2 separate regions of the Homo sapiens genome follow, and region 2 is linked to region 1. The links are chromatin contacts, found by Hi-C or POLR2A ChIA-PET in ENCODE. All regions are on one chromosome and are shown on one strand. Each heading gives the region's core, a stretch centred on a gene start or an enhancer-like site at or near the end of the contact. The rest is flanking DNA. Distances are from core to core; before and after follow the strand shown. Region 1 overlaps LOC107987129 (a long non-coding RNA gene). Region 2 holds the start of BRD3OS (BRD3 opposite strand).

Region 1 (6,823 bases), core at 2,693-5,192:
CTTGTTTCCGTGTAGTTTGGTGACCACTGATTGTGAGTTCATATTTTGTTGAACTTAATCTGTGGGAATCCTGAGGGCCTACACTGGACCTACATTCCTACTGAGGCATTTGCATTTGCTTCTGCCAGGAGCCAAGGGGCTGCTATTAACCTGGGAGGACTTCAGCCACCTTTAAATGACTCTGGCACAAGGCAGGAGTCTCAGGTGCTCTCACCTTGCCTCTGCCCTAGACTTAATTTGCCTATCGCAGTGCTTATTTCATCATTTAGCTCGATTTTCTTGTTTCCCTGTTAGTCAACGCTCCATGCTTTAGCTTCAGTTCCCCACTGTCTTGCCACGCTTTTCTTGGCAGAGGACACTTAGTCCTTACAGATTTCCATTACTCTCTAGGAAGTCCAGCAATGCATTAAAATGATGGTTTTTTATTTGTTTTGTTTTTGTAATTCTTGTTTTTGTTGTTTTTGTTTTGAGCGGAGTTTCGCTATTGTTGCCCAGGCTAGAGTGCAGTGGCGCAATCTCAGCTCACTGCAACCTCCACTTCTGGGGTTCAAATGATTCTCCTGTCTCAGCCTCCCGACTAGCTGGGATTACAGGCATCTGCCACCACACCCAGATAATTTTTGTGTTTTTTTGTTTTGTTTTGTTTTTGTTTTTTTTTTTTTTAGTAGAGACAGAGTTTCACCATGTTGGCCAGGCTGGTCTTGAACTCCTGACCTCAGATGATTCGCCCGCCTCAGCCTCCCAAAGTGCTGCGGTTATAGACGTGAGCTACCGCACCCGGCCTTGTTTTCGTAACTCATGCAGAATCCAGTTATATTTTCATGGGGTGACCTTTGAGAGCCCTAGTCCACCATCTTGCCAAAAGCAGAAATTCCATGGTGCTACTGGGATCCCCATTTTACAGATCGAAAACCGAGACTCATAAAATCAAATATGTTGCTGGAGACCACACAACACTCAGGCTGAGTGTTTAACCAGAGGCTGATGCTCCCCAAATAAGAGGAAATGTATTTTCAGGGTTGCAGCCTTGGCCAACGCTCTGGGATAAAACCACAAACTTCTGCTAAGGAAGGAATGAGGAGACCCAACCCAGCCCAGAGTGGGCAGGCCCCAGGCACCCAGCACCAGCTCAGCCAGTCTGCACGGGGCACTCCGCCTGCACCTCCTCCCACCCTGGGAAAGAGCCAGCAGCGCTTCCGGCACTTGGGTTTCCATGGCAACCAGTCACCCTGTGTGATGAGACGCAAAAGCCACAGGCAGTGAGTGGAACATTCCTGAATCTGAAGCCCTCATTACAGGTGGGTCTCCTGCAGCCTTGGGGACAGTGTGAGGGAGGCTCAGAGGAGAAAGAATTTGTGTGAAGGGGTCATGTTCAAACTAGCCACAATACCACTTGATAGCCCCTTTCTTTTTGCCTATACCCCGGTTATGATGGCCCCAGAGTCCCAGGTCCAGGAAAGTCCAGAAACAGGCTGGAGTCGGCCTGCTGCTAGGTCCCACACAATACCAGCTCTGCCTTTTTCATTCAACAACAGTCCCTTCATGCCTCCTCTGGCCAGGTCCTCAGGATCCTCTGACAGATGAGGGTCCCTGCCTGCGGTGAGCTATCTGGCTAGTGCAAGACTCAGACAGGCCCTAAAAGCCAATTACAACCAGGGGACAAGGGAGCACAGAGGCCATGAGAGCACAGAAGAGCGAGTGCTCCCTGCAAGGAGGCTTCCCAAAGCAAAGATATTTGAGCCAAGCCGCAAAAAAATTAGTATGGTAGAAAAGGGAGGGAAGAGCCAGGCATGGTGGCTCATGCCTGTAATCCCAGTACTTTGGGAGTCCAAGGCGGGTGAATCACAAGGTCAGGGGTTCAAGATCAGCCTGGCCAACATATAATGACATCTCATTTCTACTAAAAATGCAAAAATTAGCTGGGCGTAGTGGCGGGCACCTGTAATCCCAGCTACTCGGGAGGCTGAGGCAGGAGAATTGCTTGAACCTGGGAGGTGGAGGTTGCAGTGAGCTGGAGGTTGCAGTGAGCTGAGATTGCGCCACTGCTCTCCGTCCTGGGTGACAGAGTGAGACTCTGTCATAAAAAAAAAAAAAAGAAAAGAAAAGAAAGAAAGAAAAGAAAAGGGAGGGGAGGGCATTACAGGCAGAAGGAAGCACAATGCGGTGGGCTCAGAGGAACGAAACAGCAGTGACTTTAGTAAAACAAGGGAACGGAAGCAGAAAAGGTGACCACAGAGAGGAGCCACAACAGAGCTTGCAGGACACTGCTGTGAACTTGGGCCTTATCCCGGAAGGAGTGGGCAGCCTTAAATGGTTTTAGGAGAGTGTTGTCTTCATGGCATTGAGGATGGATAGGAGCCAGGGAACCCGGCAAAAGGCCCCTTACAATAATGCAGAAGAGAGATCACAGTAACCAACATAAAGGGTGTAGCTACGGGGATATGCAAGGAAGGGGCAGATTTGGCTGGGTGCCATGGCTCACACCTGTAATTGCAGCACTTTGGGAGGCCGAAGCGAGTAGATTGCTTGAGGCCAGGAGTTTGAGACCAGCCTGGCCAACATGGTGAAATCCCATCTCTACTAAAAATACAAAACAAATTAGCCGGGCGTGGTGGCACACGCCTGTGATCCCAGCTACTCAGGAGGCTGAGACATGAGAATCATAGGAACCCAGGAGGCGGAGCCAAGATCGGGCGATTGAACTCCAGCCAGGGCAACACAGCCAGACCCCGTCTCAAAAAAAAAAGGGGGGCGACAGACTGGAGAAATGTTTAGGACAGAGCAGCTGGACTTGGTGAGATATTGGGGCAAAAAGGATGGTAGCGTCAACCTGAGAGGGGGCACAGGAGCAGGGAGGGACTAGGGTAGGGGTGGCCATTCAGGCCCCTGCTGGGTCATGTGAAAGTGACCAGTTTTCCTCATACAGATGCTGGGGCTGACCTCCCTGGAGTGTGATATCCAGGACCTTTTCTCTCCAGGTCAATAGAGAAAAAGAATGTTCCAGAGCCTTCTTCAGCCTGGAAGCTTCTGGCAGGTTCCAGTCACTCTGTGGGCAGTACCAGCTGCAATCTTGCCACCAGGCCCCACCCACTCTGCACTGCACCACCCCTGGCATCCCACAGCCTCTGCAGGGGGCACCCCAGGCACCTCCAGGCCACTGGCCCCTGCATCTTCCGGACCAGTAGAACCAAATTTCTGTTCCGTGTACTTCTGTTCCGTGTCCCGTTTCCTTGTTCTGGTTACATGCATGTCACAAAGTTATATCTGTGGCAGCTAGCTGTGTAGCCTGGGGCTGAATTAATAAGGAGTACATTGTAGAATCAAGTTAATGACTGCAACTCTAAGACAGGTGGCTTGGGAGTCAGACAGAACCAAGTTCAAATCCTGACTTATTCGCTCTGTGTCTTTAGGCAGTGACTCCTCAGACCCTCCGTGCCCTCTGCTCACCCTTCCTCCTGTCTCACCCCTCTGCGGTTCACAGCCCCTCTTCCCTCAGGCCCCTCTTGTTCACACTTATCTCCTGTTCATGTGCCCCTCTCCTCCTTCGACCCCACTCCCAGGCCACACGCCTCTCACGCCCACACCTAGGGCAGGTTCCCCACTGTCTCCAGATTGATACTGGTCAGTTACCTCAGGGTTCTGAAGGAAGAGCGCTGAGACCCAGAGGCCACCCCATGCCCCTCCCTTTACCTCCAGCCCCCAACCTGGTCTCCAGGCAGGTGCCAGCCCGGGCCGGCCTCGGGGACCTGGCTGGCCTGCCTGGCTCGACTGGAGTATTCCGCCCTGACTCAGGTCTTGGGAACACCGCTCTGCCCCCAGGGGAAGTTGGGGGTGGCGGTGGCAACTGGGCTTCCAGGCTGGCCCGGATTTCTGCTCCTCTGACTCCCTCCCCCAGCAGTCCCCTCCCACCGCCCACCCCGCTGCGCTCCCCGGGAGCAGGGGAGAGGCGTGGCCCGAGACGAGGCCCAGAAAGGGGGCGGGGCCGGACGGAGACGTTCCGAGGCCAGCCCCGCCCCCTGGGCCCCGACAGCCCAGACCCCCTCCGGGAAGGCCCCGGGAACCAGAGTAGGGCACAGGCCGGGCGCCCCTCGGAGTTCGGACGCCCCGGGCCTGACCCGCACCCGGCCTGGTGGGGCCACCCCTCGGCCGGGGAGGCTCCCAGAGCCAGCACCCGCTTCCTCCCCAGGGCGGGGCCCGGCGGCCATGGGCCAAGCGCCGTAAAATTTAAAGAGGTGAGAGAGACACTTCGCAGAAACCTCAGCGGCGCGGGGAAATGAAATAAGGCCTCCCCCCGGGGCGCCCGCCCCCGCCCGCGCTGCCCAGGCCCCAGGTCACCCTGGAGGGTCCAGGTGCGGGCCCCGCGCACAGCAGCCTCTCCCCGGGCGGGCGAGGGCTCTCTCCCTTTCCAGCGCTGCCCCAGGCACTCGGGGATCGGGACCCAGCCAACGGCCCCAGTCCCAGGCGGGGGCCGAGCTGGCCCGAGAAGCTCTCCCCCTCCAGGGCAGAGAGCGTCCCCTCCCCCACGTGGAAAAGCAAACCCAGACCCCCCTGCCCCACTAAAAACTTGTCCCTCTCCTTTCTCGGTGTCCATGGTGGGTCTGGTTCCCACCGCTCCCTCCCTCCCCGCACAGTCTGAGACCCCCTTCCCCGGGCCGCCCCGTCGATCCCAGGTGATGGATGGAGCCTTCAGGGAGCCCGCGCGGGCGGGCTAGGCTCGGGCGGAAATGAAGAGGATAAGATCTGCGAGCAGAGCCGCCTGACACCGTGATATCCGCCTGGCTCGCTGCGCTCCGGGTGATGGATGGGGCGGAGCTCCCCACCCCCCAGCCCCGGAACCTGGCGCCCCTCCCAGAAACACCGCTCCGCTGCCACACACGCGGCCGCCGGACTCCCAGCCACCGGCGCACTCACGCGGCGCCCCCCACGCATCAGCCCGGCGCGCACGAAGGGAACCGTTCCTCTTCCCAGTCCCCTGGCGCTAGCACCAGCAGGACTGCCCTTAGCGCACACCACACCTTACCCACTTGCCCATCACACAGCCTCTTCCGCGCACGCACATACACATGCATGCAAGCTGCACGCCACCCCTCCCGCCCCCCAAACATGTGTTCTTTCCTGAGTCTTGGAGCCACTCAGGAAGAGGGTTTGACTACCGTGAAACTCAGCCCTGGGCGGGGGTCTTGGGACAGGGAACAGAACAGCAATTGCTAATTGTGCTTAGCATCTTGTTCGGCCACTGAGCAGGTCGGGCTTGGCATGGACCACGGCAGCTGAGGCGCCAGGACTGTCCGAGCAGGCCTCACCATCAGTGTTACCATGGTTACCATCTTCCTAGCATTATCACTCAGCGACATCATCGTTACCATGGTTACAGGCACCGCATCTCCCTCTTCCGCGTTGCTGCCATTTGATTCCCATCACCATTACCATTCATTCATTCACTCATTCGTGTATCACTCATCCCCTCTATTCATCAGCTGGGGATAGAGAGATAAGTCAGTCGGTCCCCACCTTTGAGAGCGCACAGCTGAAATAGGGGAGGCAGAGGTAAGCAGCCAAGAGCCTGGTGCATTCTGTAGAGCCCTGAGGAACAATGAGGCCTTGCCACATAGATGGCACCAGGCAGGAAGGACCACAGTAAGAAGAAAGGCATGCAGCTGTCAACAGCATCATCGCCACCACGGGGTGCTCCATGTGCTTGGAGGAGAGTACACTCTCCGGGGCAGGCAAGCAGGGCAGTCATGGGCAGGCAGTAAGGAGAGGAAACCGGTTTGGGCCACACCATGAAGGTTTAATGACCCAAGGTTCCTGTGGCACAGTGATTAAGAGCCAGTCTTAGGGAGTCTGAATGAAGGACCTGGACTTGAATCCTGACTTTGCCACCCCCTGGCTTAGGGACGTTGGGCCCGTCATTTCTGCAGTGTCTGGCACTTTGGAAGTGCTCTGGAAGTCATTGTTTTCATTACTATTCTTTTTCCTAGAGGCCACGCTTTTGGCCTCTAGGAAAGCTCAGGTTCCTCTCTTCCCTAACCTACAGCTAAGCCACACCTCTGAGGAGCCAACGTAGGTGGTTAAGGCCAAGGTTATTACTGGAGGGTGAAGTCTGGGAGCGGAGCTTTCCTAGAACCAGTCCACCTGTGTGTGCCCTCTCCTTTGTTTCCGTGTGGCTGCAGGCTGGAGGACCAGGGATTGTCTGTCATAAGGAAGGAGTTCCTACCCCTGCACATGCTAGGCAGGTAAAGGCTTGTTCCCGCTTACCTGAGCCAGGGATTCAACACCATGATTGGAACCCAGGGCCTTAGGTGATTGTTCTTTATCCAGGGTTTCCATCAGAACCACTGCTGGATTTTTTTTTTTTTAAATATGGGTGCCTGGCGGCCTGGAAAACATAGTGAGACATTGTCTCTACTGAAAATAAAATAAAATAAATTAGCAGGACGTGGTGGTACACACCTGTAGTCCCAGCTACTTGGAAGGCTGAGGCAGGAGGATCTCTTGAGCCATAAGGTCGAGGCTGCAGTGAGCTGTGATTGTGCCACTGCACTACAGCCTGGGTGATAGAGCAAGACCCCTTCTCAAGAAAAAAAAAAAAAGAAAAAAGATTTGTGCCTTATTATATCTATCTGATTGTGCCTTCCTTGTCTCTTTTTACTACCTTCTTCACACCTACTGACTCAGAAGTGACTACGGTTTTTTGTTTTTGTTTTCTTTTTGTTTTTTTGAGATGGAGTTTTGCTCTTGTTGCCCAGGCTGGAGTGCAATGGCTCGATCTCAGCTCACTGCAACCTCTGCCTCCTGGGTTCAAGCGTCTCCTGCCTCAGCC
Region 2 (7,175 bases), core at 3,353-5,852, 7.3 Mb after region 1:
ATGTACTAAAATTAGGCCTTATAGGCTGGGTGCAGTGGCTCGCGCCTGTAATCCCAGCACTTTGGGAGGCTGAGGTCTGGCCAATACGGTGAAACCCAGTCTCTACTAAAAATAAAAAAAAAACTAGCTGGGCACCGTGGTGCACACCTGTAGTCTTAGCTACTTGGGAGGCTGAGGCAGGAGAATCACTTGAACCCAGGAGGCGGAGGTTGCAGTGAGCCGAGATGGCACCACAGCACTCCAGCCTGGGCAATAGTGGGAGACTCCGTCTCAAATAAATAAAAATATATACATACATAAAATAAAATTAGGCCTTATAGTAAAAAGGTCTTTCCAGGACACAAAAGCACACAAGTATGCAGCCTCTCTGAACCAGCCGGAACCAATCCATAGTCAGTGGTCTTACCTGGAGAAAGTTGCTGAAATCAGTCTCTTGTTCAATGAAAGCTGTAGTTGGCTGGGCATAGTGGCTCACACCTGTAGTCCCAGCACTTTGGGAGGCCACGATGGGAGGATTGTTTAAGCCCAGGAATTTGAGATCAGCCTAGGCAACATGGCAAAACCCCATCTCTACCAAAAATACAAAAAGTAGCTGGGTGCAAACTCCACCTCCCGGGTGGACCTACTGGTACACCTAGTGGTGCACACCTGTAGGCCCAGCTACTTGGGAGGCTGAGGTGGGAGGATTGCTTGAGGCTGGGAGGTTGAAGCTGCACTCAGCCAGGATTGCACCACTGCACTCTAGCCTGGAGGACAGAGTGAGACGCTGTTTCAAAAGAAGAGAAAGCTAGTTATGGTGGGTGAATGGGGTCAGTTAGCATCTGGAGCTGGATGAGCTGCAAATCGTTTTAACATTGTTTATCTTGAGGTCAGTACTTACTTAGCTGCTAGAGAAAAGGAACAACCTCGTGGCAGTGAGAATAGAGTTTATTCTTTAATTGTAGAGGTGTAGGACTTAACTTGTGCCTGGCATGGCCCTAAATCTTATTAATTAATTAATTTATTTATTTTTGGAATCAGAGTCTCACTTTGTCACCCAGACTGGAGTGCAGTTGTGCCATCTTGGCTCACTGCAACCTCCACCTCCTGGGTTCAAGTGGTTTTCCTGCCTCAGCCTCCCAAGTAGCTGGGATTACAGGCATGCGCCACTATGTCCAGCTAATTTTTGTATTTTTTGTAGAGATGGGGGTTCACCATGTTGGCCAGGCTGGTCTCGAACTCTCAGCCTCAAGTGATCTGCCCGCCTTGGACTCTCAAAGTGCTGGGATTACAGATGTGAGTCACCATGCCCAGCCACAGGTCTTATTTATAATTTGGTATGTTATCGCCATAAAGAGTCTGTTTTTCAGTCTTCTATGTTTTCAGTCTTACATATTTTAACGCAAATGCTAGTGCCTTGTCTCTAAGTCACCAAAGGGAGGAGTTATAACGACATGAGTGGGCTCTCCTATCCCATCGTGGCTGGGAACTCAGTTTTAAGTTTTTTCTGAGGTCCCCTTGGCCAAGAGGGGATCCGTTCAGTCAGTGAGGAGTTTAGGATTTTATTTTTAGTTTATATTCCCTTCTTTTGGCCAAGATTTGCCAGAGATGGCATTGATGACCAAACTTTTATTTTGTCCTATATCGTTGCTGGGGCTGTGTGCTACCTGCACTGGGTCCATCTTGTCCCTTGGTGGGATCCCTATGGCCAAGAGACTTAGAGCCAAAAGACTGAAAGACAGCTAATTAAATGTTTTAGGACAGATAGGAAAGGAGATGGGCAGGCACTCATTCACCCTTAAAAACCTTTTGTGCAGCCAGGTGCGGTGGCTTATGCCTGTAATCCTAGCACTTTGGGAGTCTGAGGCGGGTGGATCACGAGGTCAGGAGTTTGAGACCAGCCTGATCAACATAGTGAAACCCTGTCTCCACTAAAAATACAAAATGAGCCAGGCATGGTGGCACATGCCTGTAACCCTAGCTACTCGGGAGGCTGAGGCAGGAGAATCACTTGAACCTGGGAGGCGGAGGTTGCAGTGAGCTGAGATTGCACCATTGTACTCCGGTCTGGGCGACAGAGCGAGATTCCATCTCAAAAAAATCAAAATAAAACAAACAACAACAACAACAAAAAACAACCTTTTGTGCAACATAAGAGGCAAAAACCAAAATCCAAAACGTGAGGTTACAAAATTGACTTATCTCTAAGTTTTATGTATTGAGCTATCAGCTATTTAGGTATTTGTGAACCATCTTTGATTCAGAGGGTCTGAACAAATTTTATCCCTCGAAACCAGCCCTTACAATCTCATGCGTTTACCTCTTCTGCAATTGTCCCTGGGCCTAGAGGGAGGGTGTTTGATATCAAATCAGATTGGAGCCAATGGGATTTTAAATCATTTTCAGATTCTGGAGATATCAGGTAGAAAAAGAGAGGTAATCTTCATTTTTTACTTAATTGTTGTAGCTATAAAATAGCTTAAAAGGAAAAACAGCTTTTTGACTCTGGAAAACAAAACATAAGTAAATGTTTCGAACAGAAATATAAGTCCTATTTGGTTTTGACAACGACAGGAAAAGGAAGCTTACAGGTAACTAAATATTCAAATTATTTAGTTCAAGGCATAGAACAAATTATATTAGCTTAGAGGCAATTTTTTTTTTTTTTTTTTGAGATGGGGTCTCACTCTGTCACCCAAGCTGGAGTGCAATGGTGCAATCTCAGCTCACTGCAACCTCCGCCTCCTGGGTTCAAGAGATTCTCCTGCCTCAGCCTCCTGAGTAGCTGGGATTACAGGCGCCTGCCACCACACTGGGCTAATTTTTTATATTTTTGGTAGAGACAGGGTTTCATCATGTTGGCTAGGCTGGTCTCGAACTCCTGACCTCAAGTGATGTGACCGCCTAGGCCTCCCAAAGTGCTGGGATTACAGGCGTGAAAACCGCACCCAGCCAGATAGAGGTAAAAGTGTTAAATGGGTCTTTGAATACAGGCCTGTTCTTGTGTCTCTTGAAAGCAGTATAACTTCGGTTGCTGTCTTTTCCCAGGTCGGAAGACTGGGAGATCATGTAAGATTTAAACGTTTTCAAATTTGTTGAAACTGATTTATGGTCCAGCATGTGATCAGTTTTGCTAAACGTCCTGTGTAGGTACTTGTGAAGAAAGTGCGAGGCAGGCGGATCACAAGGTCAGGAGTTCGAGACCAGCCTGGCCAATATGGTGAAACCCTGTCTCTACTAAAAATACAAAAATTAGCTGGGCGTGGTTGCCGGCGCCTGTAGTCCCAGCTACTCAGGAGGCTGAGGCAGGAGAATCGCTTGAACCTGGGGGGCGGAGGTTGCAGTGAGCTGAGATCGTGCCACCACACTCCACCCTGGGTGACAGAGTGAGATTCCCTTTCAAAAAAAAAAAAAAAAAGAATGTGCGTTCCACAGCTGTGGGCTTAGTGCTCACACTAAGCATCTTCCTTGGATGTCTGTTATGCTTATTTTCTTTTTTTTTAGAGATGGGGTTTTGCTGTTTCGTCCCAGCTGAAGTGCAGTGGCATGATTATGGCTCACTGCAGCCTCGAACTCCTGGCTCAAGGGATCCTCCTGCCTCAGCCTCCCAAGTAGGTGGGACTCAGAGGTGAGCCACCACACCAGGTTCCATTATGCTAGTTTTCTTAATTGGCATTGGAGAAAACCATAAAATTAGGGGAAAAGGGTAGATACTAAAAGAGTGCTATTGGAGTATGATTGGAGGTGGAGTGAGAAAAGGAAATAGACCTTGCTTTCATGGGGCTGTTGAGGAGTCCAAATGAGCAGTATAGAGGCCTGGCTTGGTTGGATGAGATGGAGAAATTCAAGACCTATTTTTGAGATAGTAAGCCCGGACATTTAATTAATTAAAAATAATTGTATCAATTACTGAGAGTAAGAATACTAATAAAAGCAGTAACAGCAGTGGCAAAAGTAACCACACAAGCAGAAATACGAAAACCAAGATGATAAGACCATACAGTCCGGCAGTGTCTTACTAACAGGGTTGTGGGCGTCCCACTCCTTCTCTTCATCCTCCTCCAGCTCCTCCTCCACGTCTTCCTCCAGCTCCTGCTCCTCTTTCTTTTCCAGTACCTCCTCAGCCCCTTCTCCTCTGCCAGCCCCTCCTCCCACCTCCGCTCCCAGCCCCTCCTCCTTTCCCAGCCCCTCACCATCCAGCCCCTCCTCCTCCATCTCCTCCTCCTCTCTCAGCTCCTCCTCCTCCCCCAGCTCCTCCTCCTGCTCCTCCTTCTCCTCCACTCCTCCTTCTGCTCCTCCTTCTCGTTCAGCTCCTCCTCTCCCAGCCCCTCCTCCTCCTCCAGCCCCTCCTCCTCATCCAGCCCTTTCTCCTCTCCCAGCCCCTCCTCTCCCAGCTCCTCCTCCTCCTCCCTCCTCCTCCTCCAGCCCCTCCTCCTCCAGCCCCTCCTCCTCCAGCCCCTCCTCCTCCTCTTCCAGTTCCTATTCGGGGCGGGCCCAGCCCCTCCTCGCGGAGCGATCGATGGCTTGGGCTCGTCGCACACGCCTGCCCAGCCTCTGCGCTCGGCTCGCCAGGCCTGCGGCGCTGCCATGGAGACACGGCCCAGCGGCCGCCGGCCCCGCCCTGGGAGCCCCGCAGTGCGTCGCGCCGCTGCCCGCATCTCCGAGGCCCGCGACGAGCGGTGACTGGGGCGGGCGACGTGGGGGACCCGGGGATGCGGGCAGACGATAGGGGGCTGGAGGATGGGGCGACCCAGAGCGCGCGGGGTCTGGGGCGCGGGGATGGGGGCCGCGGGCCACGCGACGGGGACCCCAGGGTGCGCGCAGGTGGCGGGGACGCGCGATGGGGGCCCGGGAAGCTGAGGCTGACCTAGCGCAGGCATCCCAGGAGGGGAGGTCCCTGACGCTGCGCAGCTGGGAAGGCGTTCGGGAGTGGGTTGCGATGCTTCCCTGTTTGTTTTCTCCTGACATCGTTTTTGTTTGGGTCCAGGGGCCTCACGGGAGCTGGATGCTCGGAGCAGCAAGGCGGCCCTGGGGGCCCCTTCCGGTCCCGGGGCTGACGCCTGGCGGCGTCTCCGGGAACCCGCGCCCTTTCAAGCGCCGCTGGCTCCTGTTTCACAGATGGAGACCCTGAAGCCCCAACAAGCAGCCTCCCCAGCACCTCCCAGTGACTGAAAAAGCTGGCACTGGGCGCCCGTCTCACTCTCCACCCAGCTCCCAGGCTGCCCCACGGGACGTAAGTAGCTCGATCTAGGCCGCTGACCCCCAGAGACTTGATGCTGCGCTGCAGACTGCCGCCGCTGCCGGGGCGCTTGACTTCCCCTCTCCTGACAGCACGTTCGTTCCTTTGCAGCAGCACCTTTGGGGAGAGACGAGACCTGAACAAACGCTGGGGCTGGATCCCCAGGGTGGGTCAGAACAGCCGTTGCCCTGAAAGCTGGCCCGGACAGATGCGTGCGGGGCGTGCCACCGGAGCTCCTTCCAGCTTGCGTCTGGGGCCACCATGTCCCTTCCTCAGGGCACTGGATCCATCTCTTCAAGCTCAGTGGTCCAGGCCATGGTGGCAGAATCACCCCCCAGGGTGTGACGCCTCGTCCCTGTCAATTCCACACAGCTGCACCCGGAAGAGCTGTGGCCGGGCGCCGCTCTGACCTGTGTGCGGTCCCCTGAATGGGTCTCAGGTGTCTTCAGAATGGTGAGGCCGCCTCATTTCCTCACCACACAACCCTCCTGAGGACGTTGCCTGCAAATGGGCGGAATTCCTAATTTCTACCATTCAGTTAAACGAGGGATCCTTAAGCCCCAAAGCTGGGAAAGCTGTCCGTTAATTTAGTGCGCGTGGGCCGTCTCAGAACAGCAGGGTTCCCAGGAGTCCAGCGGGACGGGGGAGGGGATGAGTGGCCGTGTCCCCCTGGCAGAGAAGGCCTTGTCTGAAGGCTACGCCCGCCTCCGGTACAGGGACACCTCCTTGCTCATCTGGCAGCAGCAACAGCAGAAGTTGGAGTCGGTGCCACCTGGGACGTACCTGAGCAGGAGCCGAAGCATGTGGTACTCACAGTATGGAAATGAGGCCATCTTGGTCCGAGACAAAAACAAGCTCGAGGTCTCTAGGGACACAGGGCAGTCCAAGTTTTGCACAATTATGTAATTCCGATGTGAGCACCTGAACCCAGGACCACACTTTGAGGAAAACAGACCTGAGTTTCATTCAGTTGTCTTGTTGATTTCCAATCCTTGCTGGAAGATTTTGAATAATGAACGTGAAGATCAAACTGTGGTGTAAGAACCCAAGAAGCGCAGAATTGGCCCCCGAACCCCTCAGCACAGCCGCGGTGTGACTGGTGCACAGGACACTTCCCCTCTAGAGTCCCCTCCGTGGTCAGCTGTTGTGACATTTGAATTCTCCAGGTGCTGCTAGGGACAGCATAGGCCCGGGCACTGCTAGATGCTTGGTTTAAACCAGGCCAAGAGTAACCCTCCCATCCCCATTACAAACCACCTTTTCAAGTTTTTTAGGTTTTAGTTTTTTGTTTTTAGCATAAATGGCGGAGTAGCAGCAGCATCTCACCAGGAGCTTTGTCGCATTACATTTTGTATTTTGCTTTTTTGAGACGGGGTCTCACTCTGTTACCCAGGCTGGAATACAGTGGCACAATCACAGCTCACTGTAGGCTCTATCTCCTGGGCTCAGGTGATCCTCCCAAACTCAGCCTCCCAGGTAGCTGTGGCTCCAGGCGAACTACTGTATATAGAGACAGGGTTTCCCTATGTTGCCCAGGCTGGTCTGGTCTTATAGTCCTGGGCTCAAGCCTCCCAGAGTGCTGGGATTACAGGCATGGGTCACCGCACCAAGCCCGCATTTATATTTTGAGTTACCAAAATGATCATCATCTGTGAAGCATCATGGTAGCTTCCAAGCATTTGCGGCCCACTGGCCAGTGCATCCAAAACACATTCAGGAAACCCGAGAGTTGTAAGTTGCACATGTGTGGCCTACAGTGACTTCCATGTAGTAACAGGGCTGAGCAAGGCAGGCTCTCCACCAGACTTAAAGCATTCAACCACTCTGCCCCCAGGCCGACACTGACATGTGTTCACTGTCGCTGCCACAGCTGGCCACCTGTGTTCAGTCTCCATGAAGGATTCACCTTCTGCTCTCACTGACATCTCCTTGGCTACACAAATGTGCAGGTGTCTCT

What was found. Hi-C counts contacts between places; a loop is a spot of excess contacts on that map. ChIA-PET counts read pairs that join two places held with the same protein, here RNA polymerase II (POLR2A).
Region 2: a map of CD8-positive, alpha-beta T cell shows a loop between it and region 1 (19-fold over the local background). The contact joins the promoter of BRD3OS here to the enhancer-like site in region 1. A Hi-C loop is called at or near these places in 1 of 168 maps with a recorded cell type or tissue (CD8-positive, alpha-beta T cell). POLR2A ChIA-PET finds 5 or more read pairs at or near these places in 1 of 52 experiments (CD4-positive, alpha-beta T cell).

The regions. Positions count from the first base shown.
Region 1 is chr9:126,718,654-126,725,476 of GRCh38, forward strand. LOC107987129 (a long non-coding RNA gene) reads left to right here. Exons shown (of 3, transcript XR_001746936.3): 2 at 1,018-1,298; 3 at 2,979-6,762. Among named protein-coding and RNA genes, the nearest start is that of ZBTB43, 83 kb to the right of the region's middle. RefSeq lists enhancers at 1,155-1,654, 3,395-3,454 and silencers at 3,695-4,304, 4,365-4,444. Within about 2 kb of position 3,943, at least 26 of the 41 ENCODE cell types and tissues checked have a DNase peak (open chromatin) inside an H3K27ac peak, as active enhancers do; they include CD4-positive, alpha-beta T cell and CD8-positive, alpha-beta T cell, where a contact is called at or near this core.
Region 2 is chr9:134,020,879-134,028,053 of GRCh38, forward strand. It overlaps BRD3OS (BRD3 opposite strand), which reads left to right and starts at 4,603. Exons shown (of 3, transcript NM_001355256.2): 1 at 4,603-4,658; 2 at 4,967-5,212; 3 at 5,330-7,175. The coding sequence starts at 5,870. The coding sequence ends at 6,124. RefSeq lists silencers at 4,037-4,166, 4,477-4,896.